Linked DNA regions of Homo sapiens: region 2 is linked to region 1. A link is a loop called in an ENCODE intact Hi-C map of the cell type or tissue named here. Cell type or tissue: Calu3. All regions are shown on one strand.

Region 1 (8,000 bases):
TACTGCAAGCAATCTATTTTTTTACTAGACTGACCCACCTATACTTGATTTGCAGATAGCAATGAGAAACATAGGTGGTGGCTGTACCAAGAAAGAGTGTATCTACTGGCAAAAATGATGTCAGAGGTGCCCATCTGAAGTGATAGTGAAGCTTCTGACTTGGTGTCACAAGTATTGGGGTGGGGAGCACAGTTGTGTTTTACATTTGGATACAGTAGTGTCTTTTGATTTTTCTCTTGGCTGCTCTATTCCTGGTTGGATAATCAGACCCAATACTTAGATACTCCAAGATACCTGTGAACTACGTAATTTTTTTTAAAAAAAACTTGTTCTTCATAAGCCAGCTAGAGGGGATTCTGTTGTCTGCAGTTATTTTCACAAACAATAGAAGATTTGATCAATTATAGTAATGCATCAATTAATGACAGGGATATATTTTGAGAAATGTGCTAGATGATTTCATCATTGTGAAAACATCTTGAGGGTGAACTTATACAAACCGAGGTGGTATAGCCTTCTATACACCTAGACTGTATATATCGCCTGTTGCTCCTATGTGAGTAATGCATTGCACCATGGTGTTACTACAGCTATGATGTCACTATACCATAGGAATTTTTAAACTCCATTGTACCTTTTTTTTTTTTTTTTTTTTGAGATGGAGTCTCGCTCTGTCGCCCAGGCTGGAGTGCAGTGGCACAATCTTGGCTCACTGCAAGCTCTGCCTCCCAGGTTCATGCCATTCTCCCACCTCAGCCTCCCCAGTAGCTGGGACTACAGGCGCCTGCCACCACGCCTGGCTAATTTTTTGTATTTTTAGTAGAGACGGGGTTTCACCGTGTTAGCCAGCATGGTCTAGATCTCACCTCATGATCCGCCCGCCTCGGCCTCCCAAAGTCTTCCACACTATTGACATTTTGGATGGGGTAATTCTTTGTTGTGGGGAGCTGTCCTGTGCATTGTGAGATGTTTAATAGCATTCTTGGCCTCTGTACACCAGATGCCAACAGCACAAAGCTTCTCAAGTTGTAACAATAAAAAACATCTCCACACTGGCAAATGTCCCCTTTGGGGCAAAATTACCCCCACTGAGAACCACTGACTTACGCAGACACACGAAACATGAAAGCAATTTCTAATGAAGCATTTAACAATATTTTTCAAGATCTTGAGAAACTACATCTTAGTGCATATACATCTTAGTGCATATATTATACCATAGATAGGAGATCTTGGTATCATATAACACATCTGAAATAAAATGGATACACCTTTCTACCTTTTCACTCTATTGCATTAGTGATATGAAGTTTGATTTTCTTTATATCAGACCTAAATAAGCAAGTTGTCAACTTTATAGGAAAAAATATATAAATATATAACGTATAAATTTTTTTTAAAAAAGCGTAAGTAGAGGCACAAAGCAATTACCTATGATTCATTTTTGAGCCTATGGTTTTTAAATTTTAATGTCTAGAGATACTGTTAACAGTTGGAATCTGATCTTGGAGGTGAAATGAAATTTTTTTTTCTTATTTTCCCCAAAACTGAGAAGAAATATGACTGTTTACCCGAGTTTCATTCTTAAACCATGTTGGGGTGGCCTTTGGGCTGATTGTCACCATTGTTTATATGCTCAGTGATTTCAGTCTGGGGGTGCTTTCAGGGTTTCTGGAGCAGTTTTGAAGCCACAGAAATAATAATTAATTTTTAAAATATCCTGTCAAAACAACTTTTTCTGACTCAAGCATTTGTTTGAAACAGAACATCAGGAATTTTCTGCACACTACAGAATGTCAGCAAGATGGCAGAATAGAAAGTTTCAGCCTTCACTCCCACTGCCTCCATGTAAATATCACTAGCAGGTATCCAAAGAACAGAACATCTCTTTGAAAACTCCACTTGGAAACAGGCCCAAGATACTTGCATGTCCCATAGTACTGAATGAAAACTGAATTACAAAGGTAAGAAGAGTGGTCTCACTTCAACCACATACACATCCACCCACCAATTTGGCACAATACTAGAGAAAGAGGATTTCCATGAGCCCACAGTGTCTACAGGGGGAAAAGGGAGTTGAAGTTATCAAGTTTCTCTAGCTTCCCAACACACTTCTCAGGATGCTCACTCTGGTCTCACCTCACAGGAAACATTGGGACCAATGACTTAGCTATAATGCCTGGAGTCAGGTAGAAAGAAAGAAGGCAGAGGTCATGGTGACTAGCACTAAAATCTTGGTGGTAGGTCTGTGTTCCTGCCAGTTACGGTGCTCAGTCAGAGATACCAGCAAACCTTATAGCCCACCTGCAAAACTGATCTGATCACCTTTGGAAGCATGGAGGAAGGTTAAACCTAGCCTGAGTCCCTAGATGGTTAGTCTCCATACCCAGTGTCAGAGTCCACAAAAATAACCTTGCCCAGGTCGAGACACCCACCTCTGCCCATTTCAAAGAACAGAAGCTAGATCTGATTGCCCTGGGCAGTCAAGCAGTAGCTCTACTCAGCCAAAAATCCTGCTCAATGACCCCATCCAGACAGGAAGGTGCCTGCCTCTGCCCATTTCAGAGAATCATAGGGACTGGACCTGCTTGACCCAGGAGGTCACAGTGTCTCAACTCAGTGAAATGTCCATACCATGGCTCCACCCTGACAAGGAGTCAATCCTCAATCATGCATTTCTAAGAAGTATAACCTCTGGTCTTGCCCATCCTCAGCAGAAACTATGCCTAACTTCAGAGACCAACTTCAGTCTTGCCTAACTGCAGACCACAAATAGCAAAATTGTTTGGCCAGGGAATGCATTCTGTGATTTATGAGACCACAAGCCATTGCAGTCCACAGCCAGCAGCTCTGACCAATAGCAGAATCCAGCCAGTGATCTTGCCAGACAGTGGAGGTAAGCCAGCAGCCCACCTGACATCAGAGGAAAGACGGCAGCCCAGCCAACTAGAGAACTCACAACAAGCTCTCCTTGTCTGGATTTATTATCACCTCACCGGCCCTTCAAGAATCACAAGCTAGATTAAATATCAAAGATCTATCCCTGTCAAAGAACACAAGTAATGGCCAGAAGAGGGGGCTGTTTCCTTAAAAATGTAGAGAATAATGCAAGGACACAAGGATTACAAAAAATTAGAGAATCATAATACATCCAATAGAAACCAATAAAGCTCCAGTAATGCACCCTAAGGAAATAAATAATAGTTGAAATCTAAAAAATAGAATAAAATTACAGTATTTGCTACTCAAAAAAAGAAGGAAAAAGAAATGGAGATCTATGAAATGACTGATAAAGAATTCAGATTAATCTCAAAGCATTTCAGTTACTTCAAAGAATACATGGATAGTAAATTAAATAAAATCTGGAAAATAATACATGAACAAATTAAGAAGTGTGACAAAAATGAAAACAATAAAAAACCAAATAGAAATCCTAGAGATAAAGAATATCATTACTAAATTTAAAAATTCAATAGAAAGTTTCAACATTAGACTTGATAAAGTGGAAGAAAGAATCAATGAACTCAAAGACAGAACATTTGAAATGAAAAACAAAAAGAAGAATGAAAAAGAATAAAGAAATCTTATGGGAATTATGGGATCCCCATCAAAAAGCCAAAACTTTACATATACAACCTAGCAGAGACTCACCTTACTTTTAAGGATACACATAGATTGAAAGTGAAGGGATTGAAAAAGATGTTCCCTACAAATAAAAACCAAAAGAGAGCAAGGATAGCTACACTAATATCACACAAAATAGACTTTAAGTCAAAAACTGTGAAAAGAGACAAAGAACTTATGTAATTATAAAGAAGCAATTAATCAAGAGATATAACAATTGTGAATATATATATATATATATATATAGCACCAAACATAGAAGCACCTAAATATATAAAACAAGTATTAAAGAATATGAGGGGAGAGATAGCTTGCAATACAATAATAATAAGGAACTTCAATATCCCACTTTCAACAATGGGCAGGTCATTCAGACATAAAACCAATGAGACAATACTGGACTTGAACAACACTATAGGCCAAGTGAAACCAACAGACAAATACAAGACATTCCATTCAACAACAGCAGAATATATATTCTTCTCAAGTGCACACACAGATAGGTCATATGTTAGATCACAAAATATGCCTTAGCAAATTTAAGGTGGATGAAATAATATCAAGTATCTTTTCCAACTATAATGAATTGAAACTAGAAATCAATAACAGGAGGAATTTTAGAAAATTTGCAAATACATGGAATTTAAACATGTTCCTGAACAACCAATGGGTCAATAAAGAAATTTAAAAGAAAATTTAAAAATATCTTTAGATAAATGAAAATGAAAACACAATATACCAAAACTTATGGGATACAACACAATCAGTTCTCAAAGGAAAGTTTACAGCAATAAACACCTACATCAAAAATAAACAAAACATCTAAAATAAACAACATTACTCCTCACTGAACTAGAAAAAGAACAAACTAAGCCCAAAGTTAGCAGAAGGAAGGAAATAATAAAAATCAGAGTAGATTTTTATTATTAAAATAAAATAAATAAAATAAAGACTAGAAAAAAAAACCATACAAAAGATCAACAAAACTTAAGAGTTAGTGATTTTAAATGATAAAATCCACAAGTCTTTAGCTAGAATAAGAAAAAGAGATGATTCAAATAAATAAAGTCAGAAACAAAAGAGGAGCCATTGCAACTAATATCACAGAAATACAAAGGATCACAAGAGACTACTATGACCAATTATACAACAAATTGGATAAACTAGAAGAAATTGACAAATTTCTTCACATATATTTAGGTTAGTGCAAAAGTAATTGCGGTTTTTGCCATTGCCATGCAACCTACCAAGACTGAATCATCATGAAGAAATGGACAATCTGAAAAGACCAATAATGGGTATTGAGATTTAATAAGTAATCAGTAATGGGTATTGAGATTTAATCAGTAATTAAAAAGTCTCCTATAATAAAAACCTTAAGACCTGATGGTTACCAATCTGAATTCTACCAAACATTTGAAGAACTAATACCGATCCTTCTGAAACTCTTCAAAAAAATGAAGAGGCAGAAATACTTCTAAACTTTTTACAAGGCCAGCATTTTCCTGATAGCAAGGCTGGGCAAGGACATTATAAGAAAAGATTACAGGCTAATATCTTTGATGAACATAGTTGTAAAAATCTTCAACAAAATACTAGCAAACCAAATTTAACAACACATTAAAAGGATCATTCACCATAATCAAGTGGGATTTATCCTTGTGATGTAAGTATGGTTCAATTTATGCAAATCAATAAAAGTTATACATCATATTAACAGAATGAAAGACAAAAACATATGATCATCTTATTAGATGCAGAAAAAACATTTGACAAATTCAATATCCTTTCACAATAAAAACTCTCACTAAAGTAGGTGTAGAGGGAATGTATTTCAACACAATAAAGGCCATATATGTGAAGCTCACAACTATTATTATACTCAATGGTGAAATTTGAAAGCCCTTGCTCTGAGATCTGGAACCAGACAAGATGTCCAGCCTTGACACTTTTATTCAACATAGTATTGGAAATCCTTGTCAGAGCAATTAGGCAAGAAGGAGAAATAAAGGGCACCTAAATAGGAAAAAAAGAATTGAAATTGTCAGTGTTTCCTGATGAGATGATCTTATATGTAATAAACCCTAAAGACTCCACCAAAAAACAGAACTATCAAACAAATACAGTAAAGTTGCAGGATACAAAATTAACACACATAAATCAGTAGTGTTTCTATATACTAAGAATAAATTATTTCCCCCAAAATAAAAAATTTCATTTCATAATAGCTATAAAAAATAATACTTATAAATACATTTAGCCAAGGAGATGAAAGACCAGTACACTGAAAACTAGAAAATGTTGAAGAAAGAAATAGAACACACAAATAAATGGAAAGATATCCTGTGTTCATGAATTGGAAAAATTAATATTGCTTAAATGTTCATATTATATACAGTAAGATGTGTCTATTTTAAATATAAATAAATCAATAGTTGAGTGGTTGCAAGGCACTGAGGATGAAGAAACAGTGCAGAGATAGGACACAGTGCATTGGTACTGAACTGAAACTATTCCATATGATAGAATAATAGCAGATACATGTAACTATGCCATTGCTCCAGTCCATAGAATTTACAACACCCAAGTGAATGCTAAGGAGAGCTATGTGGTCTCATCATGAGAGTGATGTGTCATTGTAGGTTGAATGATTGCAGCGAACGTACCACTCTATGACAGAAAGTTGTTAGTGAAAGGAACTATGCATCTAAGGGGGCAGAGGATATGGGGGACCTCTGTTTGTCCTGCCCAATTTTAGCATGAATCTAAAGGTTTTCTACGAATTGAGCTCGATTTTTAAAATGGGTATATGAACTTATTTTGTGAGTGTTGATTATACCAGAATTTCCTGTTGTCTGCATGGTACATGCATTGCACGCATGGGCATTAAATTTCTTCTACAAGTAAAAAACAAAACAAAACAAAAGTTCATATTACCCAAATCAATCTACAGATTTAATGCAATTCCCATCGAAATTTCAATAAAATTGAAAATGGAAAAAAACAATAATATGAAACCACAAAAAACTCTGAATAGCCAAGGCAATCATGAGCAAAAAGAACAAAGCTGGTGGTATCATACTACCTGATTTCAAACTACTACAAAGCTATTGTAATTAAAACAGCATGATGCTGGCATAAAAAAAGATACATTGACCAATGGAACAGAATGGAGAGTCCAGAAATGAACCCACACATGTATGGTTTTCAACAAAGGTACCAAGAATATGCAATGGAGAAAGGACAGTCACTTCAATAAATGATGTTGGGAAAACTGGATAGCCACAGGCAACAGAATAAAATTTGATCCTTATCTCATACCAAATACAAATATCTACTCAAAATGGATTAATGAACTAAATGTAAGAGCAGAAACTACAAAACTACTAGACAAAAACAAATTGGAGAAATCACAGAACATTTGCCAAGGTAATAATTTTTTTTATTTGACCCCCAAAGTGCCAATGACATAAACAAAAATAGAGAAATGGGATTACATTAAACTAAAAAGCTTCTGCACCATAAAGGAAACAACTAACAATGGGAAGAGATGACCTATGTGATGGGAGAAAATACTGGCAAGCCATAAATTTGATAAGGGGTTAATATTCAAAACATATAATAAACTCAAACAACTCAATAGCAAGAAAAAAATCCAATTCAAAAATGGACAAGGGACCTAGATGAACATTTCTCAAAAGTAGGCATACAAATTGCCAACAGACATATTTTAAAAAGCTCAACATCACTGATCATAAGGGAAATGCAAATTAAGACCAAAATGAATTATCATCTCACACCTGTCAGAATGGCTATTATCAATAAGATGATAAATAAATGTTGGTGATGATGTGGAGAAAAGTGAATTCTTGTACACTGTTGGTGGGAATGTTAATTAGTACAGCCATTATAGAAAACAGCATGGGGACAGGGCCAAGATGGCAGACTAAAAGTGGCTCACATATGCTGGTTCTCATGGAGAGGAACAAAAGGGCTAGTGAACACTCACCCTGCAGGCTGATCATCTAAGAAACTATGTCAGGATCCATCAAGGCAGCAGGGGAACACAGAGAGCAGAGAGGAGCAAAGCTGGGCACCAGCCTGCCTGGGCTCCGCATGGAGTCAGGAGAACCTCTCCAACATGGGAAAGGATAAGTCAGTGAGAACCCCCAGAAGGATTCACACTCTCTACAGGGACCTGTGCAAGATTGGAAATGGTAGAATCTTGCCGGCCCCTCTGCACTCCCCAATCATGCTTCTAGACTGAGACAGATAGCCACTTGGACATTTTGTGGGGGACAACTCTCAAGTCCAAGGGGACCTCTATAAGCTTTGAGCTCTGGAGCAGATCAGCCCTGGTGCCATAGCCCCAGTAG
Region 2 (8,000 bases), 670 kb after region 1:
ATAGTATGTACTATATGATTCCAATTACATAACATTCTGGGAAAGGCAAAACTATAGAGACCATAACAAGTTCAGTGGTTGCTAGGGGTCCAATGGGTTGAACAGGCAGAGCACAGAAAATTTCTAGGGCAGTGAAACTACTCTGCATGATACGATAATGGTGGATACATGTCATTACTAATTTGTCAAAACCCTTAGATTGCACAACACCAGGAGTGATCCTAATATAAACTATTGGTTTTTGAGTGTTAATGGTGTGTCAATATAGGTTCACTAATTATAAATAATGTACCCTAAGGTACAAAACATTGATAGTGGGGGAGGTTGAGCACGTGTGAAGATATGGAGGATATGGGAGATCTTGGTACTTCCCATTCAATTTTGTAGTAAATGTAAAACTGCTCTAAAAAGTAAAGTTAATAAATTTTTAAAAAGTTAACACAGGTGCTTCTACTATAATGCAATATAGACATTCCTGGAAAATCATGCACTAAAAATAATAGGGCGTATGGAACGAATAGGATTAAAAACACTCAATTCAAACTGATGCAATTTTAACTAGTGCACTAACAAAAACAGTGACTCAGGAGATAACTTGGACAGTCTGAACAGGTGGTCACAGTGATATTTTAAAACCACATACACACACAGTCAAAATGCTGGCGGTACTTTAATTAGAGGTCTGGTGAGTGTTCAGATGATATAGGTGGACTCTGTGATATAGGGCTTGCCGTGCAGGTGGAGTAGGAGGGAGCATAACCTGGCGTGAACTGAAAGTCTATAAAGAAGGAAGTGCACTTCTCAAGGAAGAGCACCCAAAGGGCAGGTACTCTTTTACAATTTTCTTATGTAAGTTGGAAAAAGCTTCTGCTAATGTAGTAGGTAACCCTAAGCCTTTTGCTTTGCTGGCCAAATATTTTAATTTTATTCACCATATTCTAACTCCCCTTGCCTGGGGAGTTGGTGGGGGAAAGCACTTATGAACCAATCTAGAAAACTAAGCAGACATCATTCTCCTATTTACCAATTGTGTATGAGCAAATTTGCACCATAGAAATGTGTTTTGTAGCAAGACAAGCTGTAGTTGAAACTCTATGTGAACTTAATCATATAGAAAAACAAAAATCTGAGGTCAGATGTTTTAATTTCTACATTTAGTAACATCTTTTCAACCTTTATCTGCCTTCTCTGACTTTTATACAACGGTTCCCTTTCTATGGAAAAACACTTGCTTGCTTTCCTTTCTAGAACAACTCCCTCAGGCTCCTTCACAAGTTGTGCTCTTCTGCTACCTTCTAAAATGCTGCTGTTTCCTGTTTCTAGTTCTGGATCCCATTTTCCTCTCATTGCACAAATCCTCCCTTGGAATACCTGATCATGCCCAAGGCTTTAATAACCACCCACCTAGACTGACAACACCTAAATCTCTTATCTCTGGCTCAGACCTGCACCCACAAATATTACCCTCATTCTTCACTCAACCCCAAATTTACAATGTGTAAGTTTAACTCACTATTTTTCTCCTCTAAACAGATCCTTAACATAGTAATCTCTATAAACCAATCAATTGTTGCTGTATGAAATTAGGCAATCATTCTCTCACCACATTAAATATGTCATTAAATCTGGCCCATTTTACCATGGCTTGGTCATACAGATGTTTAATCAACAGTCTTCTTCTCATTCTGACCACTACAGATAAAATTCAAATGTTCACATAACTTTTGGACTATTGAGACAGCTTCCTGACTGGTTTCCCTGCCTCCAATAACATCTACCTTAAATCCAATCTCTATTATGCCATCAGAGTAACCAAACTAGGATACTTTGGAGGTGAAAGATGGCACTATTAATAAATTTATAAGCACAGCAGGCATAAACTGGGCCAGCCCTAAGCAAACCTTTACACCTCAGGTCATTGATATCACTCGGCCCTTGCTTACCTCTTCAACCACATATCTACCACTACCTTTCTCTCACATTACATTTCATCCACACAGAATAATTTGTAGTTTTCCAAATGCATTATATTTCTCATCATTCCTTTAAGCTTCTCCATATGCCATACACTATGCCTCAAAACACTATTCCTTCACCCCCTTCACCTGGCTCAATTCATTTAGTTCATCAGGTTCTCAAACTAGATTATCACTTCCTACAGGAAGCCTGGCCAGGCTTTTGGAAGATTAGCTTCTATGTTCATAGCTGGGGTTCCCACAGCACTTCATACATAAACCCTGTGCGAATCAACACACTGCAACTATCTCTTGTCTGTGTTCTCCATTAGACTACACATTCCTTGAGGGCAAAACCAGCTTCATTCACATTTCTATTGCTACAGCATAAATGGAACCTTATCCATAGTTAAGATAAACAATTTTTAAGGAAATGGATAAATATATTTTTTGGTATACTCTCTCTGTAGGGTTTAAGTTCCATAAAGGCAGAAACCATTCTTTGCTTTTGTGTTCCCAGAATTTAACACATTAGATGTTTAATGTTTTGTTGAGGAGGCTCATTTGCAAAGGTGGGATTCATTTTATTAAATGTTCATTAGTACAGACTTGGTGGTGGAAACAAACCAATTGAAGAAAAAATAGAAAAAAATGATATAAATGGAAAGAAAAAGAATAAAATGGAAAGAAAAGAAATGATGCAACAATGAAACTTAATAATAGTAACTATTATTTGGTTGATCTTTCCAAGGTACACATATATACAGAAAGAAGAGACCTCTTTCTTCTCCAATTTAAGTAAAGAAAAAGGGTCCTTCATATTTGGTTTATTCCACAAAGTCCTGTTAACCACAGATGGAAATTTAGGTATAAATGGAAATACAAACTATTCCTTGGCTCTACCAATCTACCATTAGAACTATCCAGAAAGTTTGGATTTTAGAATAAAGACATGGTTCTCATTCTCTACCTATGAGACTGAGTGATATCTACTTCTAAGGTCATCTTAATTGTAAGGTTAGTCAAATTTTTAATAAGAAAATAGAAGTTACTTATTAAGAGTATGTTTTCCATCTATAAATTCATTTAAAAATGTTACTTTTATTTTACTGACTTATTTACTCTAGAATACACATTAATTTCAATAATTATTATTAAAAGCATAATTTTCTTTGTCTAGTGTCTATAGAATTAGGATGAATATGTTATGGATCAGAAAAATGTACCTATACAAAATGCTATGCATAAAAAATTACATCATTCAAAGATCCAAAGTTAAAAAAATCCTTCGCTAAAGAAATATTTTATTACTCTATCTGCTGTTTCTTCTAACCCTCACCATTTTATTGGCTCTCTGTATCTATCCATTGATAGAAGTTTATCTTATATATTTATCATACCCATTTAGTATTAAGATTTTCCTTGTATTCTCTTTTACAAATTGCTCTCATCTTTTAAAATCAGATTTCTCAATAATATTTCAATTCCTCACATACTTCAAAATCCTACTAATATTTTTAACAACCCCTTTTACATATCCTTCCAAATACTAATATTTTTATTTGTCCTTGCACGCTGGCTTGGAGAGCCCTCTACTGGCCTGATGCTGTGTCAAAAGAACATTTGCTTCATCCTTCAGATACCTATTTTTTACATGCTTTCGATAATATGATAATTATATAATTAAAGCCTTTATTCCGAATGACAGAATGTTAAAGAGAAATTGAACAATTCTACTAAAATGCTGTTACCAAAGCAAGATACACTACTTCCATAGTATAGAAATACCATTTTCAAATAACTGTACATTATTCTCAGTACTCATTATAAAGCCTTGCTATCATGTGACAGAAGTCCAAGATGAGACCAAATTATAACATGATGTATTCATAACTAAAGTATAAAAGGCAAGTTGGAGTCTCTATGTTAAATGCCTCTGGCCTCAAGAAAATCTGATAGTTATTTTCTCATCAATATTTCCTGATTTTAATATACCAATGTCTCTAGTATTTATAAATATCACATTTGAAGATATGATGAAGGAAACAATTCCACTTAACTTAAAATCTAGGAATAAAGGCCGTAATGAAGAGAACAACAATAACAACATCCACAAATAGAAGTATATACCACCACAAAGTTATCAGGCCTCACTTTAGATCCCAATAAGTACGCCAACAGTCTTTTTCTTTGGGAAATAAACCAATATAAAGTTTATATAAAAATAAACATGCAAACAAGTTTTAAAGGAAGCTCTTTTTAAAACTGAGTAATAATTAAGGAAAGTAGCCATTCCAGTCATATAAATTTTGTTAACGGGCCTCATAGACTCTATATCTGTGTTCCAATTAGACTATACTCTCCTTATGGGCAAAATTAACCTCATTTACATTTCTATTCATATGGCGTAGACACTGTCTTACCTACAGTGAATACAAATAAATTTAGAAGGAATAGACAAACTTGTTTTCCTATATGGTCTCTCCCTCTGTAAGTTTTGAGATCCATGAAAGCAGGAACTATTTTTCACTTTTGTGACATCAGAATTTAACACAGTGGATGTTATGTCACTGTTTGGTTAAATAGGCTCATTTGTAAAGGTGAGATTCATTTATAAAATACTCATTAGAATCAGACCTCATTGTAGAAAAAATTACATAGAGGAAAAGGAAATAATAATATAAACAAAATATTGAGACAAAATTGGAAAATTTATTTTCAAATTAAATTATAGACAAAAAGCTAATTTCCTTTATATATACAGGGCTCCAAAAAACAATAAGCAAAAACCTACAACCTAACATAAAAAATGATCAAAGGATATGAAAAGAAATGTGAATGGGCCCTTAAATTTATAAAAAGAAATATAACATCACTCTTAAGAGAAATACATATTAAAACCATATGACCATAAGGAGATAAATCTCCCCTTTCTTTTATATAGACCTACTAGAAGGGCAAAAATCCAAGTTTAATAACACACTCTGTTAGCATGGCTGGGAGTTGGGGAGTGGGACGGTGAGAGTTCTTATACACTGCTCTCCTAAAGAGCAATTTGACAGTATCAGTAAAAATCACAAACTCAATACCTAGAAATTTCACTTCTGGAAATGTAACTTACAAGAATATCTGCATATGAGCAAAACAGTATTTATAAAAGGTTATTCTTTACAGCATCATTTACAATAACCCTAAACTGAAAACAACTCAAATTTTGATGAGTAGGGGGCAGGTAGAATAAATTATGCTATCTCCATAAAACAGAAGATCGTGTAACTGCAAAAGCAAGGGAAAGGGGTGTTATCTAGGTAATGATAGAGAAATAATCACTGTGTGTTATATAATTGTATATAACATTTAAAAAAAAGCAAGGTGCCAGATAATGTACATATTCTTATATTTTTTTAAATGCAGAAGAAGGATAAAACACACTTATATCTGCTTGTGATATGCATCAACTCTGGAAGGGATACACCAGAAACTGACAACAGTAGTTCCTGTATGTGTGTGGAGAGGGGTGTGCAATCTGGACAGATGGAAGGCTGTAGTTGGACACTCTTTGCCACACATATAAATAAATATAAATCATGTGAATACATTATTAAGTTGATTTAAAATGTCCTTATATTACAAGGTAAGTATATTATTAACACAAGCTTTACTACTAAAACAGCTACAAAATCCTCTGTAATCTTACCTGCAAACTAGCCACATAAGAATCCTCACAATTTACATAATGTCCTAACATGGCATGTTGAGCCCGTAATTCATTATCCCTTATCCTCTCATGCAGGTGGGTAATTTGTTGCTTCTGCCTGCAAAACATAAATTAAGGTCACATTATGAGTTATAATTTTCTAATAGTTAGAAGAACCTTAAGGAGCTTATTCCTCTTAGATTCCTTTAATATTCCTCTTAGATTCTAACAGTCACACCTTGCTTTCTTCAACAACTCATAGCTTGCTTTAAGCAAGTTATTTAATTTCTGTAAATATGTATGCTTAGAAATTTTAAAACTGTTTTGTGCCAGGCATGATGCTAAGAGCTTTGTATGCAGTATCTCTCATCTTCAAAAATTTATTAACTCTCATGATGAAGTTTTGAAGGAGAGAGCTTTTAAAGAATAATAAAGATAGTATGAGTAAACAAATAGCTTGATGTTTTCCAAAATTACTTACAAAGTAACTTTTGGAACAAGTAAGTTGTATGTTTCAGGTTGCATCAAAAGACCTTGTTCTACTCAGGATGATTTCTAAAATTTGCTAACCTTTAAGAAAATCCACATATAAAACATTAAATAGGAGATAAGTCAGGAGAGATTCGTCATATAACACTTTTCAAATAATTTAAAGCTTTACAAGAAAGAAAAAAAAAAAAACCCTTCCTTTTCCAGCCAAGGTGCAGTAGCAGGCAGGGACTAGTTTTGCCCTCATGCCTGAAACAATTTTTTAAAAAAGACAAAATATAGGAAGTGAAGACTCTCAAGGCATTGGGCCACCAGGCAATTAAGAACAGTAATCTCTTAGAGATAGGTAACTAATGAGGTGGGCCCTATGACTGACTGCACTTCCTGCTGAGAGAGTTTTCAAGCCCCAGCACAGGAATGGTGGTCTCCCTGAATTGAAGACACAAAGCTGAGAATCTGGAGAAACCAAGGCAGCTGTAGTTAGTTCACAGTACTCGATAACCCTTGGGCACTCGGTTGAATACTAATTAATACAGGCATGAGGAAGCTACCGACGGTGTGTGTAGAGTGGAAGGGCAACCAAAAAAAATATTACAGGGAACAGTGCTTCAGGGTGCCTTGGAATTACTGGCTATTCCCAACTGCCAGAATAAAAAGCTTCATGATTCCCAGGGCATCAGCAATTCTCAACTGGGGACAGTTTTGAAACCAGTTAACATTTAGCAACATCCAGAGACATTTTCAATTTTCACAACTGGGGCAGAATGTTACTGGCATCTAGTGAGCAGAAGCCAGAGATGCTACTAAATGTCTACAATGAACAGGATAGCCACCCTCAATAGTGAATTATCTGATCCAAAAAAAATCAACAGTGCTGAGGCTGAGAAACCCAGGGTTTGTAAGATGAGTCTTGTCTCAGTGGGGAAAAAATAACCCTTGATAAAACAGCTCTAATGCCACCTAACAAAACTTAAAAGCAAGTACAAAAACTGCTTCCTAGAATAAAGTTCAGGAATACAAAAATGTAATATCAAAAACAAGTTAAAATTCATAATGCCTGGCATCAAAAAATTATTGGGAGTACAAAAAAAGCAGAAAAAATGTAACTCATAATAATAAGAAAATCCAATCAACTGAAAGTGAGCTAGAACTGACAGAGATGTTAAAATAGACAAGGATAGTAAATCAGTTATTATAACTATTCATATGCTTAAGTTAGAAGAATGAACGAACATGTTAAGAGGAGACATACATGACAAACAACACACTGAATGGTGATTAAAACATTAGACATTACAGCACAAAAGTACAGTAAATTTAAAAACAGCAATAGAAACTATCTAAAAAGAAACACTAGAGAAAAAAGGACAAAGAAATAAAACAAAAAAGCTCATAGTATCAGTGAGCCGCGAGATTATAAGAGGCCAAATACATGTACAATTGGAATCTCTAAAGAGGAGGTAAGAAGGTGGCAGGGGGTGGGAGTAGGGGACAGAAAAAAAATATTTGTGTATAACAGGCCAAAATTTTACCAAATCTGATGAGAACTATACACCCATAGGTTCAGGAAGCCCAGTGAACCCCAAATAAAAGTAACATGAAGAAATCTAAGACAAGGTACATCTAAATCAAATAGATTACAGTGATAAAATCTTAATAGCAACCAGAGGGAAAAAAGATAAATCCATTCAAGGAGACAAAGATGAAGAGGATGGCAAATTTCTCAACTGAAATAATGCAATCAATAAGACAATGAAGTACTTTAAGTACTAAAATTTAAAAGCTCTCAACCTAAAATTTTTGACATGAGAAAAAATTTGAAAACAACACAAAAAGCATACAAAAAAAACCTGTTAACC

What was found. A loop is a pair of places that touch in the nucleus more often than their neighbours do. Peaks named below come from ENCODE experiments on the same cell type or tissue, not always from the same donor. Only the 100,000 strongest peaks of a DNase experiment are listed, where the experiment ranks them.
Region 2: it touches region 1 in a loop (22-fold over the local background); 5 of 110 quality-filtered maps call a loop at or near these places.

What each region holds. Positions count from the first base shown.
Region 1 is chr6:117,837,823-117,845,822 of GRCh38, forward strand. No RefSeq gene overlaps it. Among named protein-coding and RNA genes, the nearest start is that of SLC35F1, 65 kb to the right of the region's middle. In Calu3, no CTCF peak of the experiment used is centred here; a DNase peak (open chromatin) is centred at 3,059.
Region 2 is chr6:118,505,646-118,513,645 of GRCh38, forward strand. CEP85L (centrosomal protein 85L) reads right to left here. Exons shown (of 13, transcript NM_001042475.3): 5 at 5,653-5,770. Among named protein-coding and RNA genes, the nearest start is that of PLN, 39 kb to the right of the region's middle. In Calu3, no CTCF peak of the experiment used is centred here; a DNase peak (open chromatin) is centred at 3,546.